Linked DNA regions of Homo sapiens: region 2 is linked to region 1. The links are chromatin loops, found by intact Hi-C in ENCODE. Cell type or tissue: heart right ventricle. All regions are shown on one strand. Links, peaks and the distances in the headings refer to the core of each region. The heading gives the core; the rest is flanking DNA. Region 1 overlaps LOC105370003 (a long non-coding RNA gene). Region 2 overlaps LOC105370003 (a long non-coding RNA gene).

The links. Peaks named below come from ENCODE experiments on the same cell type or tissue, not always from the same donor. Only the 100,000 strongest peaks of a DNase experiment are listed, where the experiment ranks them.
Region 2: a loop joins it to region 1, with 3 times the contacts of the local background. A loop is called at or near these places in 4 of 110 quality-filtered maps.

What each region holds. Positions count from the first base shown.
Region 1 is chr12:115,443,716-115,458,882 of GRCh38, forward strand. The region is part of intron 2 of LOC105370003 (a long non-coding RNA gene); the gene reads right to left. Among named protein-coding and RNA genes, the nearest start is that of LINC02463, 430 kb to the right of the region's middle. RefSeq lists a silencer at 8,201-8,310. In heart right ventricle, for the core only: no CTCF peak of the experiment used is centred there; a DNase peak (open chromatin) is centred at 8,468; H3K4me3 peaks cover 937 bases; H3K27ac peaks cover 1,652 bases; H3K27me3 peaks cover 1,001 bases.
Region 2 is chr12:115,591,177-115,606,343 of GRCh38, forward strand. All of the region lies in intron 1 of LOC105370003 (a long non-coding RNA gene), which reads right to left. It overlaps LOC105370002 (a long non-coding RNA gene), which reads right to left. Exons shown (of 6, transcript NR_188487.1): 3 at 10,479-10,669; 4 at 6,165-6,273. It also overlaps the pseudogene UBA52P7. Among named protein-coding and RNA genes, the nearest start is that of LINC02463, 290 kb to the right of the region's middle. In heart right ventricle, for the core only: no CTCF peak of the experiment used is centred there; a DNase peak (open chromatin) is centred at 8,338; H3K4me3 peaks cover 786 bases; H3K27ac peaks cover 1,916 bases; H3K27me3 peaks cover 5,594 bases.

The sequences.
Region 1 (15,167 bases), core at 4,788-12,787:
AGATTGCAGAGGCAGAAGGAGGTCCCTCCTCTTCTTAAACTCCAGAGCACCAGACTGACCTGATGTTTCACTCTCTTACCCAATCCTATGGACTGCCTAGAAAATCTAAATGTCTGAGGCACGCGGCATTCTCTCCAGTTGGATCTTGGCAAATTTTTTCCAGAAAGGACCAGATAGTAACTCTTTACGACTTTGCAGACCACAGGGTCTTTGTCTCAACTATGCAACTCTGCTGCTATTGCACAAAAGCAGCCTTGGACAATACGTAAATAAATAAATGAGGCTGGTTGTGTTCCCATGAAATAGACAATGATCCAGATTTAGCCTCTTGATCGCTATTTGTCAACCCCCACTTTACAAAGTATGGGAGATTCTTAAATCCCTGTAACAGCATTTCACGAAATTGTCTTTTGTCCAGGGTTCTGAGAAAGTTCTTCTGAAGGGGAAGCTTTTCCTGAAAAGGTCAATAAATGTGGCTTTGCTTTCTTCTTGTGACCTACTTTCCCTGGGCCAGGTTGCAACCAACGTGAGCACCTCACCCCACCAGAATCCAGAATTGGAGGGAATCACAAGATCTGTCTGCTACTGCATCTCCAGTGTTTCAGAAATCTTTGGCACATAGTAGGCACATCATAAATAATTCTTCAATAGATGAATCTGCTGAGATTCTGGCTGTAACCCAAAACATTTGGGACAGATTATTTTTTTCACCCATTCAATTATAGCTCTGCTGTTCCAGCCTGGCCTGTCCCAGGAACTTCTAAAGGGTTCAAATTAGAGTTCTCATGCTTGGCAGCTCTCCTGTGGTTGGCCACTTAGGCAAGTTAGAAATGCTCTTCCCTCTCACTCCCTTAGCTAACCTAGCTGTAAATCACTATCCAAAGATGTAAGTTGGTAAGTAGAAGACAATCCAGTGAGCATTTCCAGATGAATCATTCCGTGAATGTTCCATCTTTAATTACTTATTAAAAGCAGACCAGATTTTCCTAATTGGGTGCAGTGAACATGTGTTAATTTTATAATTAAAAAGAAAATTAAACACTCTTTTCATGTGCAAACTAGGATAGAAATCCAGGAAGAAATTTTCTCTTAAAATACTTGATGAGGTTTCTCAAATTTCAGAGCAAGCACTAAGGTGCTTGTTAAAAACGTCGTTCCCAGGCTAGGTGTTGTGGCTCCTGCCTGTAATCCCAGCATTTTGGGAGGCCAAGGTGAATCGCTTGAGCCAAGGAGTTGGAGACCAGCCTGAGCAATAAAGTGAGACTTGTTTCTACAAAAAAATTTTAAAAAATGAGCAGAGCATGGTGGCATGTGCCTGTGGTCCCAGCTACACAGGAGGCTGAGGCAGGAGGATCACTTGAGTCCAGGAGGTTGAGGCTGCAATGAGCCATCATTGTACCACCGCACTCCAGCTTGGGCAATAGGGCAAGACCCTGTCTCAGAAAAGAAAAAAAAGCCATTCCCAGGCCTAACTCCCAGCCACTCTTATGGCCATAGGTCTGGGGTGGTGCCTTCGACTCTGCATCTGGAAGCCATGCCTCTAAATGATCCTAATGCCAGCAGAGCTGGACCACACTTAGAAGAATCACTGTCCTGGTCAATGCTTTTGATCAGCTTCTGTCAATTGCTGCACCTTTTGAGAGGAAAGTCTAAGACACGAGAGGTCCCTCCAACCCTGTGCCTGCCTCCCCCAAAAATGACTCTACATTTTTTAAAAGGGTCACGCACATTCTGTGGCTGCTCCCAAGGACTCCAGCCTGGAATTACCTGTGAGGACTTTTTCCTCCAGTTTCCCCCAGTGTATCTGCTAGGTTGCCTATGAATGGAGGTACCTTCAACTCCAAAGCAACTTAGGCTGTTTAATTGCACTAATTGCCACCCCAGGCTGTAAGTTTTATGTTAATGCTCTACCAGGTGATTCATGTGGTAAATTACACACTTGAGATTTCACCAAGATTTACCTGCTAATCCTAAACTCACTTAAGACACTACTCATGCCTGCAACCCCAGATCCGGCAGCTGGGCGAGAGGTACAGATAGGCCTAGAGACCTCACACAATGCCTTCTTGCATCCTTGTCTCCATCTCGATGATTTTTCTCCATGTCATCTGTCCTTGGACAATTCTGACACTCCCTACCCTGCAGCAGGCAGGACCCTACTTGCAGACAAATGCCCTGGCCTGGCCACATCCTCAACTCTCAGGGATGGATTACAATTGAATGGGTGAAAAAATAATCTGTTCCAAATGTTTTGGGTTATAGCCAGAATCTCAGCAGATTCATCCATTTAAGAATTACAGTTAATATTCTTTCAACCCTCTAACCACTTCTTAACAGTTGTCTTCACATCTATCTCTTCTTATTCTACACTGACTTGGTGGAAGTCTTCAGATTAATCTTCCTAAAGCACCATTTTGTTCATCTTGCTCACAGCTCAAACACCCTCTGTGACTCCCACTGGCCACTGTTCAAACCCTTCAAGCTGACTTTCGTAGTCCAGTCCTGCTCTGGTTATCTCCTGCTGCATAACAAACCACCCCAAACTTAGTGACGTGAAGCAACAACCATCATGTATTATTCTCATCTCTCATGGTTCTAGGAAGCAACTAGTTTCAGCAGGATGGATTGTGTTAGAGTCAGATAGTGGCAGGGTCTGGAGGCATCCTGAAGGCTTTCTCCTTTACATATGTGGCATCTGGGCTGGGGAGATTAAACAACTGGGGCTCAAATAGCTCGGGCTCCTTGGACATCTCTGCTCTCTGTCATCTCTCTCTGTGTTCCCTCTACCATGGGCTCAAAGCTCCAAAGGTGAATGTCTCAAGAGGGAGGGCCAGGCAGAAGCTGCACCTCCTTATGACCTTACCACCTAGCCTCAGAAGTCACATAGCATCATTTCTACCAAAAGTCACAAAGATCCTCCATATCCAAGGGGACAGAATTAGCATCCACCTCTTGATAGGCAGAGTAGCAAGAATTTGTGGTTGTGTTTTGAAACCACTATAAGCCCCAAGCTCCTTTTTACAAACATGGGCCAGGATTTCATTTCTCAACTGAGCCATCTGCTTCCAGTCAAACTATTCCTTCTTTTCTTTCTTTTTTTTTTTTTAATTCCTTATTTTCAAAGCACACCTAAAACTTGCCTCGTCCATGACTCTGTTCACCCCATTATCTTTGTAGGGACGCCCTCACCTTGCCGCCATCTGCATAACTAAATCCTACTGACCCTGTGAGTCCATCTCATCAGAAACATTTCCGCTCCCAAGCTCAGTCTCTTTCTTATGCCAATTATTATTTGTTCAATTCATTGAACAACTAATCATTCTCTGCTTTGTGCTATCACTTCTATTTCCATCTTGCTATTTGGCTATGTCTTTTAGAATTTAACATCTCATGTGTGGATAATTTCTCCTTAGTTCCCTGGTCAAGTCTTCATGGTAATCACCATCTATTGGATGCTTACTATATGTCAGCCACAGTACTTTGCCTTTTGCTGACAGTAACTCACCTATTCTGGACAGCAAGCTGGAGTCACAGGGGTTATTAGTAACTCATTTTGCTGATAAGAAACCAAGGCACTGATAGGTTACCTTCTGTGGCCAAGTTCATGCAGGCTCAGAAGCAAGAAAAGTGGAATTCAAACCCATTTTTCCATGTTCCAAAGCCTAGTCTCTTCTCCCCTTTGTTGAAACACCTCTTACTTTTATCTTCGTCTCTTCCATTTTCTCACTCAGGACATCCACAAAAACACTTTCCATGTGATTTTAATTTCTCTGCCTTGGTTTGATTTTAATATCTTTACCCGAGGTCCAGGTACAAGGCCAGACACAAGCCTAGCATGAAGAAATTTCTTAGGAATAAGTAAAAGTGCATCCGGTTAATATTTTTGGTGTGATACGGAAGAATGGATTTAGCTACAAGGTTGTTGACACAAGTTCGGAAGACTTTGGAAAGAATCACTGGGTCTTCTCCTGTTTCCTTGGTTGTCTTTATTGCCTGGGCAAACCCTTCCTAACCTCAATGTTTTTCCACTCCTCAGAAACAAACATCACATTCTTATACATTCTTTAGGCTTCAGCCTTTCAGAGAAGCCTTACAACTCCCCTGACCTACCACCACAAAACGACATCAGTTCTCCCAGTATGCTAGCAGGGGGTGAATTTCGTTCCCCCCAAAAGATAGGTTGAAGTCTTGACCCTAGGAACTAAGCATTTGATCTTATTTGGAAATCGGGTCTTTTCAGATGGAATCAAGTTAAGATATGGTCACCATGTGGGCCCTGCTCTGACATGACTAGCATCCTTATAAGAAAAGGAGAACAGACACACAGGGAAAACACCATGTGACAACAGAGAGCAGAAGGTGATGCAGCCAAGGGTTTCCCCAGAAGCCGGAGGAGCAAGGAAAGATTTTACCTGCAAAGCCTTCACAGGGAGCACTGCCCTACAAACACCTTGGTTTTGGACTTCCAGCCTCCAGTGCTGCAAGGGAATATATTTTTTTGTTGTTTTAAGCCACCCAGTTGTAGTACTTTGTCACAGCAGCAATAGGAAATTAATGCACACCTTATCCTACTTTACCGCATATGTCATACCTAGAATCAAGCCATTTGTATAAGTATCTATTTAATAGCCATTTGCCAGGAAAGAACCAAGTCCTTGAGAGCATCAACTCCATTTTGCCTGCAGCCACGCCCAGGGAGCACAGAGTAGGCCCTCAGTAAATAGCCCCTGCGTGCATCCATGAATGGAAGTCTCCCTCCTCCATGTTAACTAAACACTCTCAAGGCCTGTCGCCCCTTCTGGAGGCCCCAGAACCACACTGCCACGGCTGGGCTCTTGCTGGAGTCTGCTCTCCCTGGGACACACAGAGAGGATTGTGTGGATTCACAAGGACCTGGAGGCATGCGTGTGCTCCATCTCACTGACTTAATCCCACTGCAAGTAGGGTACCCCGAGGATCATCAGAGACCTGCCCTGTAAGCTCCTCACCTCTGAGCAATTAACTAATGGGTAGTTGGAAGTAATCAAAGACTCCCATCGGAGTCTGTCAGCCAAGCCTCCCTTGGAAGTCTGAAAACAAAGACTATCTGCAATGCCTAGGCTTCAAAACCAGGGAAATAAACCTGTATCAAATCAAATTCCCTGCCTCCAGCTGAAGAATGTACAGGCTCCTGTTGTATAGCCTTCTGGCATTCTTAGGGCAAGAACTGTATTCAGCCACTAACCTTTCTCTTAAATTGCCTATCCAAGATAGGCCATTATTATAATGAAATACCTCAGCTGGGAATGTTCTTGGTTGCAGCTAAAAGGTTTTCTTTCTGACTACTGTGCTCCTAGGCGCTGCCTTAATTTGGGGGAACTTCCCTTTGGCTGTTTTGAAAGGATTTTGACAGGTCTGTTTATATTTTATTTGATTTGCTTCATTTCAGTGTGTGGGTCAGCATGCCCCAGTCCTAATGATGATGAAAACTGGAAAAGATGGGGCAGCCCCAAGAAAGGATTAAGGAAAGAGCCATCATTTTAGTGAGGGAGAAATGGGAGTCAAGCCTGTGGTTCTAGAAAGCTCCGCGTCCTGCCCTGTGGCAAACCCACCAGGAGCTGGAAGAAAGTGCTCAGACGTGGTGTTTGCAGCCTTAGGACCCTCTGGGCCTCCTTGTTTGAACCACAATGCCCTTTGCACAAGGCTGTCTCAGGAGCAGCTGATTTTAAGAGAAGGGTTAAAGTTCATGCTAAATCCCAAAACGCTTAGAGCTCAAATTCAAGGGAGGCTAGGTGGTCAGAGGCCTTGTCAATACTTGAAGAGTAAAATGCTTGAACGTCCATCAAAGGTCCTGTTTGATCTGATATCTGGGTCTGCCCTCTCTTCCAACATCGAGGCTTCAACCCAGAGGTCTCAAGTTGGTGGTTCCAGGGCCAAATCTGGCACGTGGATATGTTTTGTTCAACCTGCTCAGTGTTTGTTGGTTTTATTTACATTTCCCTTAATGTTTTTTTTTTTTTTTTTTTTGCTGAGTCATCAAGATAAAAGAAAACGGGAAATTTCACATTAAAATATCCAGCTCTCCTTGCAAAATCAGAAAATCTAGCCCCCTGGGCTTGCATTTCCATGTGGCAACCGTTGACTATAAATGAAGAGCAGCCAACCCCTGGCAGATGAGGGGCCTCCTTATTCCCCATCACTCATGTCTCTGACCTGCCTGGCTCTGGTAAGCAGACTAGTTTGAGACCCCCACTCATCTAACCATTCAGCAACACAGCCCTCGTATTTATACCACAGTGTCAAATTAAATGTCACCCTTTCCAGAAAGACTCTCAAACCCTCCCAACGGAAAACTTCCCACCTGGCCCCACCATAGGTTTGTGTTTCATTTGCCTAACTTATTTGGGTATGGATCCTCCCCTCTGTCTGGGTGATGTGAATAACTTCATTCATCTCTCATGACGTAACACACATCATCTCCTTCAGGAGGCCTTCCCTGATTGCTCCTCCCTCCTCCAGCCTGCTGTCTTTTGCTGCTTCTGCCTATCCAAGCTTTTATCATCCTTGTTTCTTCTCTGTCTCCCCTGCTGGGCAGGAAGAGGGCAGGGGCTGAGCTCTGTAAATCCAGCAGGAAGCATGCAGCTTGGCTTCTGGGAGGGTCTCTCGGGAAGTGTTTGCAGAATAGAGAGAAAATGGGACAGAAAGGAAGAAAAAGCTCATTTGCTCAGGATATTCAGTTAGAATGCTGACAGCAGGAAGGCATCATCATAATAGTAATAATAATAATAATAGTTCCTAGCACCTACTAGGGGCTTTGTATGTGAGTCTTTTACATATTAATTCATTGTGTTAGTTTCAGTCCTCTGGGAAGCGGAAGTCTAGATGGAATGAGACATTTACTGAGGGAGATGTCTGTGAAGGATAAAGGGGAATGAAGCAGGAGTAGTCCAGGAGAACCTGCACATCAGGATGCAGGTCCCACAGGGGAAGAAGAGAAGGGAGGCGGACTGGGCAGGAAGAGCCTGCAGGATAGGTCTGGTCCACTCCGAGAAAGTCTCTGCCTGGTGATGAGGAGTGGCCCGCAAAGATCGGCCATCAGAGCAGTCCCAAACCAGGCAGGAGAGGCTGGGCTCTAGCACCTCTGCCATGCCCAATCATTGGTTGGCGGCAGCTGGGAGAGCGGGTCCTGGCTGTGCATGCTTGGGTGGATCTTAAGTTGGGTCATCTGGAGGCTCTCAGCTTGCAGGACTTCACACACGGAGGTCTGAAAAATCCCAGCTCCAGGGCTGCAGCACCCAGATAATCCCCACAACGCCCCTAGGCACCACTGCTGCTATTGCCAAGCTGCGCCTTAGGGGAAGTGACATGACCTGGTCCAAAGCTACAGAGCTCTTAGAGATGGAACCAGATATCAATACCAAATCAGGCGTGTAGCCACCCTGCCCTTGGATCCTCGGCAACCCTCGGGGAAAGACAGGTTATTAGAGTCTTGGGTTGATGGCCCAAGGCCCATTTTTCTGAGAAGGAATATGGGACCCTGAGCCAGGAGTTGACTTGGCCATTCCCGAGGGAGGCCAGCAGGCACACCCAGGACTCCTGGCCTCCTGCAGCCGAGAGGAAGGAGACTCCGAGGCACCGATCCTTGGGGTTAGCAGGAGGTGGATGTCCACCAGCTCCTTTGTCAACCCTTCCCCAGCCCCACTAATGATGATAACACCAGCCTGGTCCTACAGAACAGCTTCTATGTGTTGGGGACTGTTGAACCACTTATATCTTTGCCTGTCTTTAACCTCCCGGCATCCCTGTGACGCAGACACCTTTATTCTTCCCGTTTCCCAGGGGAGAAGATAGAGATGCAGAGAGGCAAGACACTAGCCCAAGGCCACAGTTAGAAAAAGGCAAAGTTCAGATGCAAAGCCAGGTAGGCCCTGCTATTCAAGGCTCTGCTAACTTCAGCCAAGCAAGTAAAAAACAATGGATGTCCTGTGAACAGTGGCATCTTTGGAAAACGTCGCTGTTTTTATTAATCTCTCTCAAGATAGATGTTGCTCAAACACAGCAGCGTCGTGACAGTGCCAATAGCCAGCAGTCTCCTGTCCGCGTGGGTTGCGAGCCCCGGGCGTGGACGGAGTTGGGAGCGGAGGGCGGCAGGTGCCAGCGGGGCCCGCCTCTCCCTGCAGGCGGCCCCGGCAAGTTCACGGCCGGCCCGGGGCGAGGGGCGAGCGGCGCGCGGCCGTGCGGCTCATTCTACCGCCCTGCGTGCGAAGGGGAGGCCGCGCCCCCGCGCCCCTCGCTCGCGCCGTGCCTGCCGCCGCCACCCGCCCGGCCGCCGGGCCGGCCACTGAGCGGCCGCTGCAGACTCGGCGGCGCCGGCGCACCTGCAATCAGGCCCCGCGCCGCGCCGCCTCCTCGAGCCCAAGGCCGCCGCGCGCCGCGCTCGCCGCTGATAAGAGGCGGCGGGGGAGGGGCGCAGGATGCTGGCGTTGCGGAAGGGCGGGGGATGGGTGGGCAGCTGGAGCGGGCTCCCCTCCCCTCCCCTCCCCTCCCCTCCCCTGCCCTTCCTCTCCCTCTCCCTCTGCGATGTCTCTCCCGAAAGTGTGTGACTTGCCCATGTCTGTCTCTTGTCTGCGCCTCTCCCCTAAATTCCCTCCCTCCCCAGCCCTCGCCGCGAGCGTGTGTGCGCGCGTGTTCGTGTGTGTGTGCGTGTGCATGTGTGTCTGTGTCTCCAGTTGCTCCCTGTCTCCTGTACCTGTCTCTGTGCACTTCCTGACCTTTCTGTCTCCTACTCCCCACCTCTCTGATTCTCTCCACCTCCTGCTGATTCTGTCGCTCTCTTCTCTCTTAGCATCCCCTCTTAGTTTCTCCCTCTCTCCCTGTTCTATTTCTCTCTTCCTCACCTAACTTGGAGCCAGTCCCTCCCCTCTCCCTGTGTCTGTCTTCTCTCCCTCTCTCCATCTTTCTGACTCTGACCTGCCTCTCCCCTTCTCTCTCCCTTCCCTGTCTCTCCGAGTCCTTGCCTGTCCTCCTCTCTCTGCATCTTTTCTTTCTGCGTCCCCAACTCCCTCTCACTTCTCCGTTCTTTCACTCATTTGTCTGTATCTTCCCTTTTCTTTTCTCGCCCTGGGCTCCTCCCCATAACTCTGCGTGTCCCCTGCCCATCTCAGCATCCTGTGGCACTTTCTGCATGGCCGGCCCGCCTGCAGGGACAAGGCCTTCAGAGCCAGCGGTTGCAGGAATAGCTGGACCCCACAAGGGGCTAGGCTCAGCAGGTGTCCTGACTTCAGGGGGCAGGACTGTGCTCACCTGTGCCTTTCATGTAAGGCTCTGGCGCACTTCACAAACAGTCATTAAGGCCTGCCTGGGGGCAGGTCAGGGAATATCACAGCCTGGGCTGTTTGGTTATCTTCATTATTAATACACACTCCCCTGCCTTAAATGAGTTTAGTGCAGGGGACAGAATCCCGACTGACGCCTGGAGAGATTAAGGTTTCCGAGGGTTGCACAGGCCAAAGATGACAAACTGATACAGCAGGGATGTGAGTTTCTGCTGCTTCCTTCCTGCAGTGCAAGCCTCTGCCAGGAGCTTATAAACCACCCTTTCTGAGACGGCTCTGGGGGTCAAGAGATGGGGCTAGATTTATCTGAATGGGTCCTGGCCTGGTGGTCTGCTTTGCACCAAACATGCAAGCAGGGATCTCAGTGGAACCAGCCCCTTTTGCACTTGAATAAATTCAGGAGCGATGGGAGAAGAACAGTGACATAGGGTTTATTTGTGTATTCATTTTTCTGACCAGGGGATGCATCCAGAAAGTATCAGTAGTTAAACAACAAGGGGGCTCAGGAGTTGCCATGCGTCAGCATCTCAGAAACTGCATCTGGGGCAAAGCCACTGGGCCAAGAAGGCCAACAAGGTGGTGCCAAAAGCACATTCATTGGGCAGCTTTGCTTCATGAAAGCAGCTCAGATCCACATTCAAGCCAATTTGCCCAGACAACACTTCCCCCCACACCAACTCCCCAAAAGGGATATTTCTTTTTTTTTTTTTCTTTGAGATGGAGTTGCCCAGGATGCCCAGGCTGGAGTGCAGTGGTGCGATCTCAGCTCACTACAACCTCCACCTACAGTGTTCAAGCAATCCTCCTGCCTCAGCCTCCCAAGTAGCTGGGATTACAGGCACCCGCCACCATGCCTAGCTAAGTTTTGTATTTTTAGTAAAGACAGGGTTTCACCATGTTGGCCAGGCTGGTCTTGAACTCCTGACCTCAGGTGATCCACCCACCTTGGCCTGTCAAAGTGCTGGGATTACAGGCGTGAGCCACCACACCAGGCCCCAAAAGGGCTATTTCTGGCAGCTACTCTGGTGGCAGCAGTCATAACTAATGCTCACTGTTTAAGCTCACATGTCCCTGTAAAGAAAGAGCCTGTGTGTTGAAGCCTCCGGGATGGCTGGAATTGGGGGAAGGGAGAGAGACAAAATGCTATGGCCATTTGAGTATTTTTCACCAACTCTGCCTCCAGTATAAGAAGTTTTGGTCTAGTTGGGCACCGTGGTGCATGCCAGTAGTCTGTTATTCGGGAGGCTGAGGCAGGAGGATCACTTGAGGCCAAGAATCCGAGGCTATAGTGAACTATCATCGCACCTGTGAAAAGCTACTGCATTCCAGCCTGAACAACATAGTGAGATCTTATTTCTAAAAATAGATAGATAAATAAGAAAGTTAAAGTTATTGGTCCAATACTGTCAGTGAAAGGCCTTTGCTCTGTGACTTGCCATCTCTGGGCCTTAACCATAAAAGAAGACACTTAATCTAACAATTTATTTGGCCCTTTCAAGTTTCTAGTCAAGCAGTTTCTATCTTTTGACTTAATACACACTTCCCCTAAATGTGTATTAAGTCACTAAATATATATAGTATCCTTAAAGTAAGTGTATCTTTATTCCAGGGCTGCAGGTAGGCCACACTCCCTGTTCCAGATCTCTGGGCTTTGTTGTTGTTTGTTTTGGAGACGGGGGTCTTCTCTTTTTTAAAACTAGACCAATCTAGTGAAATGCCATGACATTTTATTTTGAAAGACTCATGCTAGGTTATATACTAAGCATGCAAACATTCTTGAAATCTACTGTAACCTCACTTTGATAGCAAATACTAGTCTACCGGTGAGTTGAAAGACTTAAATTTTTTTAAACCATTTTTTTAATCATTTGCAGATATTTAAATAATTTTTAATAGCATCACTTACTTTGACTATCATTGTCAAAGATGACAACTTCACCTCTCTGCTTAGTAAGTAGTTCAGCTAATAAAGTACAATAAAACAAAGTGTCTATTGTAGAATCCAGATCCTAAGCATATAGGTATTGACTAAAATTCTTCCAGCTTTCCTGTTTATATGAACAATTTTATAATAAATGCTAGGAACAAAAGTATAGAATGTCCGCCAGCACCTAGGAGAATATTTAGTCTGTAAATCAAACTTCTTGTCATCAAAGATCAGGATCTGGCTAATAATTAAATCACATGCAGAATCTGGATGCTTAGTGGCTCTCTTTGAGAAAAAAGAAATGCAGCCTGCTTGGCGGCCCAGCCCAAAGCTAGCCTGGAGGAGCCGCAGGAGGGGCCTGCGATGGAGAAATCTAGAATCTGATTGCACACAGGCCACTGACTCACACTGTGATCTTCGGTAAGTAGGTTTACCACTCGGTGTCCTGTTTTTCCATCTGTGAGATGGGAATGATAACATGGGGCTGCTGGGTCAAGCCAGCAGATAACTTCCAGAAAGCCCTTTGAGCTTCTTGGAAACAGCACTCGAGATATGATGAGGCGCCAGCATGCTGCAGAGATGTGTGCCCAGTGGCAATTGGAATGATCCAGGTTCAGTCTGGGCAGAAGTGGTCATCGGGCTGTAAACAGAGCTTTTCAACTGCTCCACCTGGTGTCATGCATCTCATCTCCCCTTCCCCCTGCCACCCCCCTGCTTTTCTGCCCCTCCCTCCATCGCTCCCAACACAGCTCCAGCCTGAAACGCTTTCTCCCTCCTAAAACCTCCTGCTGTCACAGCCCAGTCATGTCTTACAGCAGTAATGTCGATAAGAAGCAGTCATTACTATTATAGAAGCTTCCATATTATTTTACAGGCCCTGTACTAAGTGAGTGCTTTAAAAGCATCATCTCTTTTAATTCTTACAAAAAATCACCGAGGTAAATATTCTTATTATTTCTTTTTTACAGATATTTATAAAACTGATAGCTACCAACTCCAAAACACTTTTCCTAACTTATTCCATTAAGAGACAACTCGTGCTAGGTGCTTTACATACATGGTATCATGCAGCCCTCACCACAGCCAAGCAAGATGAGACTTCCTTGTCTTTGCTTCACAGATAAGCCCCTCTGAGTCTTCATCAATGTACTCTTCCTCATACTTCAGTATATTTTCTGTGACTTTATCAAGAAGCTGTTTTGCCACTTTCCCTCGTATTTCAAGAGTGCACAAACACCTGCAGGGTATGTTTTATTTGCTGTAAAAACAAAACTCTGAAGTCTCAGTGGTTTATCACAATAAAACTAAATACAATGCGAGTTGGTAGAGGGCTCTGTTCCATGCAGTCATTCAGGGGCCCAGAATCCTTCCACTTAGTAGCTCTGCCTTTTCTATGTCTTTAAAGTCTTCTTCTTTTGGCAAGTAGATGAGAAGAGAGAGCATGAAGGATGATGTGGGAGGTTTTTAGGGGCCAGGCCTGGAAGTTGGGAATATCACTAATGCCCACCATCCATTAGCCATAACTTAGTCACAGGGTCTTACTCAACTCCCAGAGACACTGGGGAACATAATGTAGCTTGTGCCCAGGAGGCGAAAGAAGAGAATTTTTGTGAACATATAGCAGGCTCTGCCACAAAGTCTCAAGAATACACAGACGGGGAAAAGAGATGTCCTTCTTCTGTAAAAGTTCCAAAATTAAGTATTTTCAGAGCTGTGCACCTCACCCCTAGCCATGAGTAATCTCTCTACAACACACCAGCTGGGATTCCCAGCCCCTTAAACAAAAATAGAAATAAAAGGGACAGGTCCGGTGGCTCATGCCCATAATCCCAGCACTTAGGAAAGCCAAGGCAGGCAGGCAGGCAGATCGCATGAGGTCAGGAGTTGGAGAACAGCCTGGCCAACATGGTGAAACCCCATCTCTACTAAAAATACAAAAATTAGCTGGATGTGGTGGCGCACACCACCCAAGTAATCCTAGCTACTTGGGAGGCTGAGGCAGAAGAATCGCTTGAACCTAGGAGGCAGAGATGGCAGTGAGCTGAGATCATGCCATAGCACTCCAGCCTGGGCAATAGAGTGAGACTCCATCTGAAAGAGAGAAAGAAGGAAAGAAAGAAAAAGAAAGAAAGAGAGAGAAGGAAGGAAGGACGGAAGGGAGGGAAGGGAAGGAAGGGAAAAGAAAGAAAGGAAGGGAAGGAAGAAGGAAGGAAGGAAGAAGAAAGAAAGAAGAAAGAAAAGAAAAGAAAAGAAAAGAAAAGAAAAGAAAAGAAAAGAAAAGAAAAGAAAAGAAAAGAAAAGAAAAGAAATCTGCCCTGGAAGTCTTGACTCCTTGCTAATAGAACTTCCGTAGAGGAACAATAGGAAGTCTGACCACTTTCAGGTTTAAACCTGTCAATGACTCCCCAGGAATAAATCTCCTCCTCTTGTCAAGTTACACCTGCCCCTTGGGATGTGGCTCTGCTCACCTCCCCAAGCTCCTCTTCTATCACTACCGCAGTGCCGCTTGCTCTGTGAACACACTAGGCTCTTTCTCATCTCCAGGTATTTGTACACGCAGCTCCCTCTAGCTGAAATACCCAGCACTGGCCCCTACTAACAGCTATAGAGCAAGCTCCTCTTCACCCTTTAACACTGTAAAAAAGCCACTGTTTCTTGAACGCCTTCAGTGCCTTCGTAGGCTCCTACAGGCCTTATTACATTGTTATAGCTATTGGTTTGCATTTTCTCTCATGCAGTGACCTACCCCACCAAGCCCAACCTTCAGACATAACCCCTTGGAGAGCACAGTGTTTAAGGGAGGGCGGCTGGGGAGATGGAAAGAGTAGTCTCCGTGGTCCTTTAGAACTGGCTGGCCTCTCCTCACTTACTAGTTTGTAGCAGTTGCTATGCTTGGCCTACCCAACCACCCCTTTCCACAGCTTCCATTCTAGAAGAGCCCAGTTTTTCTTTCATTGCTCCTGTGTTGCTGAAAAAATCCCGATTGGTTAAAGCCAATCATGTAACTCCTCCTCCCATTTTCTTGCTAATGATTGGATGAAGAGAGAACATGTGACCCCCATGAGCAGGCATCTGCGAGGAGCTACTTGGAAAGGTTTCTTTGCTCTGTAAATAAACACAGAAGGAATGGACATTTTTCTGGCTTGAGCCATGGGCGTATGAGAGAAAGTGACACCTGAAATGGCACAACCAACAGAGGCAGAGGCAACCTAGAGGGGCTGGTGAAGGAAAAGACAGAAGGAGCTTCTGACTTCAATGATATTGTTGAGCTGCTGAATTACTCAACCCTGGAACCATCTTAACTGCATTTCTTTGTCTACGAGATTGTAAAATCCCTGATGTCTAATTCTTCTGAATCTTTGCTTCTTGTAATTTGAAGCTAGTAATGTTCTAATAGGTGACAATATAAATTCTCATCCCAAGGTAATTTATCATCCTTCACCCGTTCCCTTCCTCCCACCCTTCCAAGTCTCCAATATTATTCCACACTCTATGTCCATGTGTACACATTATTTAGCTCCCATTTATAAGTGAGAACATATGATATTTGACTTTCTGAGTTGTTTCACTTAAGATAATGGCCTCCAGTTCCATTCATGTTGTTGCAAAAGACATGATTCCATTCTTTTTCATGGCCGAATAATATTCCACTGCATATAAATACCAGTTTCTTTATCCAATCATCCAAAGATGCTATTACCAATTATATCAAGGCAACAGAAGTAAACTGTGGGACTGAACGAAGTAAAGTGGGAGGTATGCTCATCTTAATCCTAAATTAGATATATGCAAGTCAGTATATATGTTGGATATAAACTTCCATTTCATCATCTACAAAATGAGGATGAAATTATTCCATTTGTATTGTTAGTATGAGAATTAAATAAGAAGAAGCTGGGCACAGTGGCTCAAACCTGTAATCCCAG
Region 2 (15,167 bases), core at 4,178-12,177, 150 kb after region 1:
GCTGCAGAGTCACTGTGTGTCCGGGTGCAGTGACTATCCACGAGAAGTTGGACTTGCCCTTTGTTTCCAAGTTCTAATCCTGACCCCTGCCTGCTTCCTTCTTGGCTTCTCTCCACCTCTAAGCTTACCTCACTCTCCAAGGCCTCCTCCCACCCACTCTGTGACCTTTCTCTCTAAAATATGGCCTACAGAGTCTCTATATAACAAAGACTCATTTGGCTGGTGACAATCATTCCAAGCCTTCCCAGGACTTTCCAGCCTCCAGATCCGAAGAAGGTTATGTTAACTTAAACACCCACAGGTCTCTAACTCATGTCCCTTACCTGTGGAATTGCAGAATCATTTCCTACTCACCTGCCCTTACCTTCCCTAGTTACTGCTTAGATTGGCCAGGGGTAGCCCTCATTTAGTAAGTTTATTCATGATCTTCTTGGTGCATGCTTTGTTTTTTTTTGTTGTTGTTATTGTTGTTTTGTTTTGTTTTGTTTTGAGTCAGAGTCTTGCTCTGTCACCCAGGCTGGAGTGCAGGGCCATGATCTCAGCTCACTGCAACGTCCGCCTCCCGGGTTCAAGCGATTCTTGTACCTCAGCCCTGCAAGTAGCTGACACTACAGGCACCTGCCATCACACCTGGCTAATTTTCGTATTTTTTGTAGAGATGGGGTTTCACCATGTTGGCCATGCTGGTCTCAAACTCCTGACCTCAAGTGATTTGCCCACCTCAGCCTCCCAAAGTGCTAGGATTACAGGTGTGAGCCACTGCACCCAGCCATGGTGCATGCCTTTTGTCACCCAGGGCCCTAAAACAGAACTGCCTGGACCCTAGTCTTATACAAATCTCCATGACAAAAACTGCTTCTCATTTCCCCTTAACTCTCCTTCTACACAGAAGAAATGCAGTCGGCTCTCAGGAAGGCAGTCTAGAGCATGATTAAGAGGACGACGTTGCACTAGACAGGTGGATTTAAATTCAGATTTCCACTCTTTCCTGGCCACTCAGATGTTAACTAAACTCCCTATGCCTCAGTTTCCACATGTGTAAAGTGGAATATTGATACGGTAATCATTAACTTATAGAATTGTGTAGGTGTATTCATTCTCTAGGGTTATTGCAAGAAATGACCACACACTGGATAGCTTAAAATAATCGAAATCCATTCTCTCATTGTTCTGGAGGCCAGAAGTGGGAAACTGAAGTGTCCACAGTGCTCATTTCTTCTGAAGGCTGGCAGGGAGGATCTGTTCCCTGCTCCCATCTTACCTTCTGGTGGCTGACAGTGGTGACAGTAGTCCTTGGAACTCCTCGGTTTATAGACACATTACCCCAAACTTTGCCTCCATTTTCTTTTTTTTTTTCTGCTCCAGTCAATGAAAGGGACACTTTATTGATCCCCAGGGCCATGAGGCCCTGTGGGGAAGGAAGAGCCTTATTTGACCTTCTTCTTGGGGCACAGGTTGTTGGCGTGGCCGCATTTCTTCTTGCAGCAGTTGACAGCACGGGGGTGAGCACAGCACTGGCACAGATCATCTTGTCACAGTTGTATTTCTGGGCAAGCCAATGGAGGGAAGGCTTAATAATGCCACCTCACAGGCGCAGCACCAGGTGAAGGGTGGACTCTTTCTGGATGTTCTAGTCTGAGAGACTGTGGCCATCCTCCAGCTGTTTGCCCACAAATATCAGACACTGCTGGTCAGGCAGGATGCCCTCCTTGTCTTGGATTTTAGCTTTGACATTCTCAATGGTGTCACTGGGCTCCACCTCAAGAGTGATGGTCTTGCCCGTGAGGGTGTTCATAAAGATCTGCATCTCTGAGTCTGCAGCTCAGCCGCCTCACTGAAGAGAAAGAGCGCCTCCATTTTCACATCACCTTCCTCCACGTGTATCTCTCCTCTGCGTGCCTCTTACAAGGACTCTTGTCCCTTAGGGCCTACCCTGATAATCTAGTGTGTTCTCATCTTTGAGATTCTTAATTATATCTACAAGACCTTTCTTTCTTAAAAAATTTTATTTTTAATTTATTTTTTATTTCCATATTTTATTTTCCATAAAAAAAATTTCCATATTTTTTATTTCCAGTCCATTGGGAACAGGTGGTGTTTGGTTACATGAGTAGGTTCTTTAGTGGTGATTTGTGAGATTTTGGTGCACGCATCACCCGAGCAGAAAAACTAAACCCAATTTGTAGCCTTTTATCCCTCACCACCTTCCCACCCTTTCCCCTGAATCCCCACAGTCCATTGTGTCATTCTTATGCCTTTGCATCCTTGTAGCTTAGCTCCCACTTATCAGTGAGAATATGATTAGGTTACTCCAGGTTACTAAGAATGCCATTAAGTCATTCCTTTCTATGGTGGTATTCTATCATATATATGTAACAGTTTCTTTACCCACTCATTGACTGATGAGCATTAGAGCTGGTTCCACATTTTTACAATTGTGAATTGTGCTGCTATAAACATGTGTGTGCAAGTATCTTTTTCATATAATGACTTCTTTTCCTCTGAGTAGATACCCAGTAGTGGGATTGCTGGATCAAAGGGTAGTTCTATTTTTAGTTCTTTAAGGAATTGCCATACTGTTTTCCATAGCTCTTGTATTAGTTTACATTCCCGCCAGCAGTGTAGAAGTATTCCCTTTCCACTGCATCCACAGCAAAATCTATTAATTTTGATTTTTTGTGTATCTGCAAGACCCTTCTTACAAATAATGTCACATTCACAGATTGTAGATGTTACGATGTAGACATATCATTTTGGGGAGCACAGTTCAACCCACGACAGTAGGATTATAAGAGATGGTGCATACACTATGCTTAGCACCATGGCTGGCACATAGCAAATAGTTTTGTTCTTATCATTCTTTAAAGGGCCAGAGCTAGGCTCTAGATTTAAAAACAAGTATCTCTGATCTTCTCCATTTCCCATCTCTCTCTCTCTCTCTCTCTCTCTCTCTCTCTCTCTCTCCCCCCCTCTGTCTGCTTAGTTTGAAATCTGCCAGAAGTTGAGCATGAAACAAGGACTTGGATACAAGTAGTTTTATTGGTGGTGGGGGTAACATGGCGGGGGAGGGTCGGAGTGGGGAGGTCAAGGTGACCTCGGGACTCAGGTGCAAGGGAATGGACAGAGTGAGCCAAGGAAGAAGGAAAAGCCAATATGAGGCTATTTTTTTTTGTTTGTTTTTTGTTTTTTGACAGAGTCTCACCCCGTCACCAAGCTGGAGTGCAGTGGCACAATCTCAGCTCGCTGCCACCTCTGCCTCCCCGGTTCAAGCGATTCTCCTGTCTCAGCCTCCCAAGTAGCTGGGACTACAGGCATGCTCCACCACACCTAGCTAATTTTTGTATTTTTAGTAGAGATGGGGTTTCACCATGTTGGCCAGGATGGTCTCGATCTCTTGACCTCTTGATCCACCTGCCGCAGCCTCCCAAAGTGCTGGGATTACAGGTGTGAGCCACCACACCCGGCTGAGGCTACTTCGTATATGAAGCAGCTGTGTAGACAATGGGATATAAATACCGTCGGAAGCTGTGAGAAGTGTACGGAATACATCCCAGAAATGTCCCGTTGATGGATCAAGGTGAGGCATTTAGACCCTAACTCCACCTGCTACTGGTTGAGGGTCACCCCCAGTGACTCCTGCTCATGGCCTCGGCAGCTTCCTACAGCTTCACAGAGGCCATGGTGCGCACTTGGATAGCATACTGTCAATTTGAGTCTGAGCTTGCAGGAACCTCTGCCCGGCAGCTGCAGCTGCATTCAGAGGTGAGCAGGTATGATAAGGAACACCTTAAATCAGCTTAAGGGGGTATGATAAGGAACACCTTAAATCTCCTTAACTCCTCACTAGAAGCCAATGCATAGATATCTTCCATGATAGGCTTATTTTTTTCATGTTGTCACAGGTTGAATTGTGTCCCCTAAAAAGATACATTGAAGTCTTAACTCCCATACCAGTGCATGTGATTGTATTTGGAAATAGGGTCTTTGCAGATGGAGTCAAGTTAAGATGAGGTCCTCAGGGTGGCCCCTGCTCCAATATGATGGGGGTGCCTTAATAAGAGGAAGAGAAATGGCAGAGGCTGCCATGCACAGGGGAAAAATGTGAAGACACACAGGACAGGGTCCACATGATGATGGAGGCAGAGATTGGACTGATGCATCTACAAGCTAAGGAATGCCAAAGATTGCCAGCAACCAGGAGATGCTAAGAGAAAGACATGGAGCACATTCTCTCCTAGAGCCTTCAGAGAGAACACGGCCCCGCTAACACCTTGATTTGTAACTTCTAGCCTTCAGAACTGCAAGAGTATCCATTTCTCTTGTTTTAAGTCACCCAGTCTGTGGTGCTTGGCTATGGTAGTCCTAGGAAATGAATAAACATGCTCATTAATTCATTCTAGCAATGCCTGGATGTGTTTTATGGGATAGAAAGGGCTCGCAAGTTCATTACTTAAACCAATCTTTGAGCCTCATTTTGGCTCAAATAGAACCCCACTGACCATGGGAGGGTTCAGGGGGGATCTGGGTTGGAAACATGTGTCCTCTTCCAAATTGCTATGCAGCTCACCCACACCATCTGCCAGCATTCTTCACCCCCTCCCCTACTGCAGACCTGTTCCCGAGATAGCTCTGCTCCCAACATCCCTGAGAGTAATATCTTGACCAACTCAGGGACCACCTTATAAAAGACTCAAGACTTCACTTGCCAGGTACAATCGCATCCATTTGCACTTCTTTAAACTGCATGCTATTCAGCTTCCCTTCCATCATCACAGTGGACTCCACTTTGAATCCTCCCAGGCTAGAATTGTAGAGTGCATGGGCCCTTGGGATTATCAACGCTCATCCTTCCCACTTTACTCTTGGAGAAATATTATAACTTTACCACCTATCACCCTAGGCCTGAGTCCTGCTCCAGGGTGGAATAGGAGTTCTGGCTTTCTCCTCCCAAACCATCTGTTCATTCTGACCTTGGTCACATTCCCTTTTTTGCAGGGGAGTGGTGCTGGGAGCATAGCGTCTTCATGCCATCTCTTCTGCTTGTGCCTGGATTGTAGCCTTAAAGATTTTATCCAGAATGTAATGTAGGCAGGAAATTCCCACCAATACCAAGGGGCTAATGACAGCCATTGTGTTTCCTTATGAAAAGCAGGGGTCAGCACCTTTAGTTGGGGAATAAATTACGAATTTGTCTTCAGTGTGTTTCTCACAGTTTCTCCTACTGTGCTGGGTGTACTAAAGACAGATGACACCCTACCCCAAAGTCAGTGTAGAAATGCAGAGAAGCTTGAGAACATGAAATAGAAGATAAGAACAGAGAGAACGGGGGAGCAGAGGGAAGAAGAAGAGAAAAGAAATCTTCAGGAACACATAGAAAACTATCTGCTGGTTAAATTCCAGGCTTTGAAATGCAAAGAATGGCATGTTCCAGTAGCTTTTTATAGACCTATGCTCTACAACATTAGAAACAAGCACAGCGGACACATAATTTCATGGTTACATCCCGATTTGGTTATTTTTGCCAGTGCAGCTAAGGGATACCCTGATCAGTAAAATCCAGATAATTTCCAAAGCTGTTGCATCAAATCCTTTGGCTTAGTCCTTCCTGCAAAACACAGGATCACTCCCTGACATTGCCAGAAAACTGTTACTGCAGACTGGCATTTCACCTTCTTTAAATGATTCTGACCACTTTCCCCAAATACAGAGGTGTTTCCAAAGTAGGAAGAACAGATAAATGTGCCAGGCACAGCATGCCTGTAGTCCCAGCTACTCAAGAGGCTGAGGCAGGAGGATTGCTTGAGATCAGGAGTTTGAGACTAGCCTGAGCAACGTAGCAAGACCGCATCTCAAAAAAAAGTTATAAAAAATTATAAAACAATAGACTACACTCCATCTTCACCCACCTCCAAAACACACAAAGGAATTCTTGTTTTCATGGTGCATGCCTGGGTCATTTCTGCAGGTGATTCATTAAAACACCTGGTTTGGAGTCATAAATTGTACACCCGTTAAGTATACATATGTTAGTTACTGCTGTGTAACAAACTAACCCAGAACTTGGTGGCTCAAAGCAACAACCATCTTACTTGAGTCTAGTTGTCTAGTTGTCTAGAGACAAGTTGTCTAGTTCTACTGATGTGGGCTAGGTACAGCTGTCTTACTCATGCATCTGTGGTCAGCGGATAGGTTGGCTGGGGGCTGGCTGGTTTAGGATGTCCTCAGCTGGGATGACTCATACCTTTCCAGTAGAGGGTGTTGTCATGGTGGTGACTAGCAGAAAAAAAAAAAAAAAACGACAAAACAAAACACAGTTTCCAGTGTCTGAAGTGAGTTTGTTACCACCCCATTGTCCAAAACAGGTCACATGCTCAAGCCACAAACTGTGTAGGGCACTACCAAAGGTTATAGGCACAGGGAGACATCAAAATGAGATGCATGTCTCCAATCAATTTACTAGAGGGTAGAAACTGCACAGGTAGCTATTCAACAATAGTATGCTAGCTACATACAGAAAACAAAATGAAAAGTTTGGAAAATTATCTGATCATCCCCTTGATCAGTCATCAGAAAACATTTTAGTAAAGAGCTAGGTAGTAAAATTGCAGGCTTGCAGAACGTGCAGTCTCTGTCACAGCTACTCAAGTGTGCCACTGTAGCATGAAAGCAGCTATGGAATACATAAATGAATGAGTGTGGCTGTGTTCCAATAAAACTTTATTTGCAAAAACAGGGGGCTAGCCCATGATCTTGGTCATCATTCATGAAACTGACATTTGCTGGGGTCAGACTATGGGCCAGGCACTGTGGATGTGAAGATGAATAAAACATGTCCCAATGAGCTTTCAGCCTAATATGGAGACTGGCATACTGTAAGAGCTCAACAAATACGCAGTGAGTTAACATTAATGGGAAGATAGGTAATAAAGAAACACAATGGAAAGGAATGTTGCTGGGGCCATAGAAGTCTAGACAGGGTGCAAGGGATAGGAAGAAAGAGGCTTCCAGGAAGAGGTTACGTTTGAAGACTGTGTAGGCGTTCTCACAAGCATATCTAGGGTAGAGTTTGGAATTCCAGGCTGAGGGAACAGAGAGATTAGAGACCAGGTGATGAAAAAGAACTTGGCGAATATTTAAGCGGGGCTGGACCAAAGGGTGTTTCATTTAGCTTTCAATTTTTTTGGCTGGGTCTAGATTCTTTTAAGCCTAAATTATTCGAAGGTTCAAATTTCCGCAATCCTTGGGGAATACCCAGTACCTGAGGTATTATGACAGCATGTCTTTTCGCCCTACCAAATTTAAAGAAGCGATATGGCGCATAGAGAATGAACCAGATTAGGAATCAGAACTGGGCTCTAATTTCCCTCACTCCTCTCATTGCTCCCTGGATAACCATGACCATTTCACATGCCTCTTTATGCCTCAATTCCCCTAACTACAAAACGGGGGAAATAATGTCTCATAAGATCGCTGTAAGAATTCCAAGAAATATCTACGATGTGCTTAAACACACTGCCTGGTTGGGGATAAACACTCAGAAATGCTAGCTAGCTATCCTCATCTTCATTGTTATCATTGTTGATCATCATTGCCATCTTCATTTACTCTTCTCTCTACCCAATCCGTCCTTGAAACTCCCTACCCCAGACACTGAAGCCTCCAGAGATGAACCCAGAACTGGCTCCAGAAACAAGTCCCCCACCCCCTGCTGTTTGTTGGGTGGGGTGAGTCGGGGGACGCTGTCTGAGTCTCTGTTGTGTGCACAGCCAGCGAAGATGCCTAGAGCAGGGTTGGAGACAGGCAGTGGCGGAGGCTGCGAGTTGCTCGCCAACAAACAAAAGTTGCCTTTCATCTGATCCAGTGCTCCCGAAGAGGAATCACTTCCTCCTGCCTGGGCGTTTATGAAAGCCGACAGCAGAGGCGAGAAAACAGCCAGCTCTTTCTGCGCGTGATAAAACCATTACAATCAATTTAGGCAGCTCACAGGCGCGCAGACACTCTGTGTCGACTGGATTCTGTTACCGGGAGTGGGGTGGGGGGAGCTGGGGCGGGGTGGGGGGCGCGAGGGGGGCCTTCTGGGAGACTGGAGCATTCGGCCTTCCGCGGATGGGCCCCATTACGGCTGCAGGCTGGCGCCACTGCTGCGGGGGCTCGCTACCCAATGAAAGTGTCATCCAACTGGAAGATGGGGGGGCTACCAGTGTTAGCTTAACTCCTGCGGTCTCGCAGACTAATTGCTCACGGTGGAAACACGCCTCAAAGTGCTTTGGCCTCGTCAATAATAGGGTATCAGATGCTTTCCATTCCACAGCGCATTGATCTGTTTCCTCCCCAGGCCTCCTCCTGGCTCCGCTCCCTGGCGTCCCCCCACCGGTGCTGCCCTGGCTTCTACCTCTGATGACTCTTCTTCCTTTTTTTTTTTTATAAGTGTTTTCTAAGCGTGTGTTTAGCATGAGTGGTGCCTAAGTGCTAATTGTTACACCACAGATTGATTGGCGACGAGATGGCTTGCCAAGTTCCTCCAGTCTCCCGGGGGGAGGAGGGCGGGGCGGAGGGAGGAAGGGTGGGGAGGGCTTAGGGTGGGGGTGGCAGCGGTTGTCGGAGGGAGGAGGAGAGGGGAATCCTTGATACTTCTGAGTTGCCTCTGAATCTATGTCTTTCTGGGTTGGAAACTCGTGCCTGCCGTCGGGGAGATTCAGTGAGGGGGCAACCTCTACTGATACTTTGTTATTTGAGAAAATGGCATTGCTTTCTTTGCCAGTGCTGAATAAACCCTGGAACAGGCTGCAGCTGATGGAATCAAGCAGGGAGGATAAGTAGTGGGGTCAAACGTCCTTGCTGTCCCGGGCAGGGAGCACGTTGTTTTATCCATGACACCCCCTCAACAACCCCCAGTCCAGGTCTAGGTTAGGGTCCCTGCCAAATGCCCTGAGAAATAGAAGTCTGTACTTAGCCCATCATCCCTTTTTGGAGTTACTTATTATCTGGTGCTTTCCACTGACCTGTTTTCCACAATGGTGGGAACCTAACGCGGAGCGTGTCAGGTTCATGTTGCCCCCAAAACATTTATTCTCATTCATCCAGACCACTGGGTTTTGAGGTCTTTGGAAAATGGGGTTAGCTGAGCCTGTCAAGATTCCCGCAGGTGGGATTCCTTTGACACCTAAAATCCTTCCAAAGGCAATGCTGGATGCTTCCTTATAAGGCATAGAAACTCTGTCTTGGCAATGAATACGCTGAAACACTTGCACCTGACAGGTGAACCTAAAATCTTTGGGTGTGTGCCTAGTTCAAATGAGACAGCATGGAGTCTATTAATCCAGTTGTGAAATCCAACCAGCTTTGGAGAGCAGCTTCTGACCCACTTGGAAACTCTATCCTCCAGGTGGAAAGTGGGGGGCCTAAGAGACATAGGCGGTGAGGTGCACTTGGAAGGCAGACAGCCTGAGCTCCACCTCTCATCCATCTGGTGACACTGGACAAGGCACTTAACTTCTTAGTGCCTCAGTTGGCTCACTTGTAAAACAGGGATAATGGCAATGCCCAACCCATATCAGGAGGGCAAAATGAAAAGCCATCTGGTGATTAATAAATATTCCATCAGCAGTGGCTGGTACAATCACTGCTTTGTAATCTTTCTTCTTCGTTCTGAAATACTCAGCATTGTATAGTCTTGCTGCTCAAAGTATGCTCCGTGAGCAGTGACTTCAGCTCATCTGGAAACTTTTTAGAAGTGCAGAATCTCAGATACTGCCCCAGACCTACTGAATGGGAATCTGCATTTTCACAAGATTCCCCAGGAGATTTGGGAGCACACTGAAGTTTGGGAAGTACCAACTTATACATACTAGAACCCCTTCTTCCCCAATCCAGAGCATAGTAAATGCACAGCTTATATTTGGACTTCTTGGGGAGGGCAAGCATGACATTTAACAGCTACCCCAGGATGAGACAACTTCACTTGCTTTACAGTGGACACGAACATGAGCTCTCATTGGAGTTTTACCCTTTGGCCAACCAAGAGCTACAGGTATCTAAGGCTTGGTTTTGCAACTTTCTCTTGGGACAAGCATCCTTGGCATTTTCCTAAGAGATTGGCTGGCTTCCTGGGAAATGACAGCTCTGGACAATTCTTCCCTGAAAATACGCAGCAGAGTCATAGTTTACCTGCAGCCTTCCCCAGTTGATGGAGTATCCAGGCAGGCAGTAGAATAGGATGGTTCAGAATATTGGTTATGGGAACAGCCCTGAGTTCAAGTGCAGAGAACAGCTTGTGGGACATAAACCCATTAATCCACCTCTATCCATTCTGTGCCCGCCCTGGGACCTCTGCATGTGCAGCCTTTGCTGGTCTCTGCCTCTTTCTCGTTATTCAAATTTGAACTAAATGTTACCTCCACAGAGACACCTCCCTTTCTGACCTCCTAAAGCAATCATCCTCTATGTAATGACCCTATTTCTTCTTCTAAAGCACTTACCAGTGACAGAAGTTACCTCATTTGTTTCTGTGTTCCTAATCTGTGTCCTCCCATCCACCAATTAGAACATAACTCCTTGGGGACAGTAGTTCTGTCCTTGTTACCAGTGAAACCACAGTGCCTAGAACAGCAGGTAGTACAAAGTAGATGCTCCAGAAATTATTGTGGACTGACTCCTTCAAGTTTCTCATCTGTAAAATGGAGATAAAAGAGTGACTTATTTGCTTAGAATGGAAGTGAGGTGACCACGTAAAGCTCATAGATCAAGAACATATACCAGGCCAGTGCTCAATATATAGAAGTGGTTATTTATAGCGTAATAGTGGTATAATTTAATACTGAAAACAAGCTCAAAGAGATATTTGCTTACCTCTATCTTTGACATAAATACTATTACTATTTCTACTACCACAACCAATAATAATAATCTAACAAGACAGTCACACGTGCGAAAGCCAAGCCCACTCTTATCTCAAACTGGTATTTTGGTGTCTGCATATGTTTGCTTGGGGACAGAAGTTAAAATACACAGAGACGTGAATTCCGCAGTACCAAATAAATAGTTGGTGAATTAACAAATGAATTGTACTTTCCAACTACCTGTCCTTGGGCAGGCTACTGTGCCTGTGCAAGCCTCAGCTTCCTCATCATGTCATTTGGGGTAATAATAGCTATTCCATGGAGTTGTGGTTGTAGTGAAGATAGACAGAGACAATGTGTTTGAAAGCAGTGGTTTGGTATATAGAACTCCTTCAGCAAATATTGTCTTTTCTAATTTTATTCTCTCTCCAGCGCCTGTGGTGGAACCATACTTGGAAGTATTTGCCTCATTTTATAGACAAGGGAATGATATTCAGAGAGGTTTGAAGGCTTTTCCAAGTTTCTCTCCCTCTTTGTCCCCCTCTTCCTCCCTCCCTCCTTCCCTCATCCCCTTCTCTTTCATACACACACTCTTCTTAATTAGGGAAATAATGAAAACTCAAAAATTTTTTTTAATCCCAGATCATTCCCAACAAGAAAAGGCAACAAGACTCCAACCCAGTTCCAGCCATTAGCTTTGAAATTTTCTAAGTCTATAGCAATGATATTGGTTAACACCAGAGGGTTTTTTGTTTTGTTTTTTTTGAGATGGAGTTTCTCTCTTGTTGCCCAGGCTGGAGTGCAGTGGCGAAATCTCGGCTCACTGCAGCCTCCGCTTCACGGGTTCAAGTGATTCTCCTCCCTCTGTCTCCGAGTAGCTGGGATTACAGGCGCCCACCACCACACCCGGCTAATTTTTTGTATTTTTAGTAGAGACGGGGTTTCGCCATACTGGGCAGGTTGGTCTCAAATTCCTGACCTCAGGTGATCTGCCCACCTCGGCCTCCCAAAGTGCTGGAGTTACAGGTGTGAGCCACCGCACCCGGCCTGAAAGTCACTTTAAGACCTATAAACAAATCCTGGAAAAATAATTATTATCTGGGAAGGACTGCTGATCATGTTGTCTTAGGTCACTGGTTTTCAGACCATTTCTTTAGCTTTAGTGCTATTAGGTCACGCAGGTTCTTACTCACATGGAGCCACAAATGATGATAATTATGACGACAATGGTGAAGACGATAGCTAAAATTCTGAGCAGTCACTATATGCCAGGAACTCTATGTAACATTCAAGACGCATTTTCTCATTTAACTCTCAGAGTAACCCTATAACATAAGTATTATTTCTGTCTGCCTTTTACCAGTGAGGAAGCTGAGTCTTCAAGAAAGAAAGTCGCTTCTACAAGGTCACGGAATTAGTAACTGGCCAGCCCTAGACATGAAGCCAGGTCTGTTTAACATCCATCATGACACAGTGACTTCTGATCATGTCCAGTAGAAACCTCTGAAGAAACTTGGGGAACAGATTTGGTCTCTGGTGACCCCAGTTTAAAAATCACTAACCTCAGTCCTTTCTAAATCCAAGAATCTATAATGTTAGTTTGTTGGGTATTTGAGTCTCATCATCCCCTCTGGTGTTCATTGTAAAAGCTGAAAGAGGAAATGAAGAACTAACCAAGAAAGACATAAGAACACAAGCCCTATTGCTATTTCTTCTCCATTGCCCCTTTGGCCACAACTTAGAGGGTAATTAGCCTCCCACTGCAGGCAGGCTGCATTTTGGAGAAAATTCCTAGGTTCAAATCCTAACTCCACTGTTCTAATTGCTGTGTGACTTTGGGCAAGTACTTTGATGTCTGTCAGCCTCAGTTTCCTCATCTGAAAAATGGAGATAATGATACCAACCCCACTGAGTCATTATTGGATTAAATGAGATGGTCCATTTAATTGTTAGCCCACTACCTGGCTTATGGTAAGCACTCCAAAAAAAAAAAAAAAAAAAAAAAAAACTACATGAGTGAGAGATTACCTCTTTATTCTATGGTTGGCAAGGTAAAAGACAGATTTTTCTGAACTTTTCTTTAGTATCTAAAATGTGTGACTATATTTGTGCTTTAAAAATTTTCCATAACAGCTAAGTAACTTTTTTTTTCAAATTAAATCTTAAACAGAGACCATATAAAAGTAAGACAGGGTGGAGAGCCATTCTATTTGAAGTAGCAGCCCTTCTGTCAATAACCCCTTTAACACAATCACAGAAGCCTTGGATTCTTGTGACCCAGTTTAAAAACCATTAAGCTACCCAACTGCATGTGTCCTGTGCTCAAGAGCAAAGCCCCTTTCCTCCTCCCCACCTGCTCCATGAGGAGACTGAATAGAAGGCCCTATGGCTCCAAAATCATGTTGCTGTTGTGGTTATTGTTGTTTCTTTCTTCTGTTTCTAGAAATTTCTAGTAGAATTTTATGATAAGGTATAATTTAGGCCAATCTTATTTATTATGCAACCAGTCTGAATAAATGAATGGATGCATAGGTAAATAAGTGACAAATTGATGAGTAAATGGAAGTGTGAATGAATGGATAGGTGGGTGGGTAGGTGGGTGGATGGATGGATAGACGGGAAGGTGGTGGATGGATGGGTGGATGGATGGGTGGATGGATGGATGGATGAATAGATGGAATGGGTAGATAAATGTGAGCTTGAATACAATGGGGAAGTATGGGATGAATGGATGGATGAATGGGATGACAAACATGGATGGGCTGGGATGGGATAGGATGGGTGGTAGCCAGGTGGAGTAATGAATGAATAAGTGCAAAACTGAGATAGAGGTATAAGTGGGTGGGTGACTGTGATGATGGGCAAATGGATGGACAGGTGGGTGATTGAGTAAGTAAATGGATGATTGTATGGGTAGATGGATGTACGAATGGATGTATGGATGAAGAATAGATGGATGGACAATGGATAAATGGACAGATAGATGATGGATGGGTGGGCAATGCATAGATGGATGGGTGTATAGATGGATGAACAAATGGCTCAGCAGAGGGATGAGTACTAACAGTTTAACCTGTCCACGCGAGCACTGATAGTGCACTCTGTTACAGTAGAAATAAAAGTCTGACTGAGAGGGAGTGAGTGACAGGAGAGAGACTAAGTAGTGGCCACGGGGCTCAGTGATAGGTGCCACCTTTAGTGCTCAGTGACCTAAGACAACATGATCAGCAGTCCTTCCCAGGTGCTGGGAAGCACCTTTTCCAGGATCATGATGTCATCTAATCCTTACCACTGCACCAGAGGGAAAGAAATCCTATTCCATTTTGCAGAAGAGGAGATTGGGGTTTAGAGAATTTCAATCAACTTGCCCAAGGCTGTGCAGCGATTAAGTGGCAAACCCAGGTCCCTGTTACACCACCATCATACTTTCTGCATAGAGATTCTCCACCTGTAGATAATTTTCCAGAAATGTAAAAGAAAGTTATTAAAAGCAACATAGCTAAAGGAAAAAAAGGAACAGCAGAGAGGAAAAGGAAAAGGCTTAAGGGTATGAAAAGACTAACATTTATTGGGCACCCATGTATACCAGACTCTGTGCTTTATATATGCTTTCTGGCTAACTTTGACAGCCCATTAGGTTGAGATTCTTAACTTCATTTTGTAATCAGTAAATTGAGGCTCAGTGTGGTTAAAGAACGCTGCTGCTAGAGTCCTATTCTAATTTGTCAGGGATTTGAACCCTCTTCAGGTTGGGAATGAAACTTGACGAAGCTGCCTTGAAGATCCGTCCTTTTGCTATCAATTTCACGAGATGGAATTTCTAAAAATAAAGGAAGAAGAGGAGAAGAGAGAGGAAAGGAAAGAATATATACAAATATCCAAATATGGAAGATAAGGAAAAGAAACATGACCAAAAGGAGGAAAAGAGAGGAAACCAATTTTATACAAAGAGAAGTAAAGGGAAGATGAAGAAGAAAAGAAAAGGCGAAAGAAGACAAAGGACCCAAGAGAGGAAACCAATTTTATACAAAGAGAAATAAAGGGAAGATGAAGAAGAAAAGAAAAGGCGAAAGAAGACAAAGGACCCTTTTCTTGATCCTCTCTTGTCCAGAGAAACCGCAGCACAAATTGCAATGGACGGTTCCCCCTCTCGCAAAGTGCCTTTTAGCTTGCGCGCCTGCCTCTGAGGGCCGGGGCGAGAGAGACGGCTGGCGTCGGCTGCAACGGCTGCAACGAGTCTGAAGGCGCTGGCAAGAAAATCCCAAGGAAAGCTCAGTGTCTGGGGTCATCCGATTAAAGGAGGCAATGAGGCTGCAAATGGAGGAGACA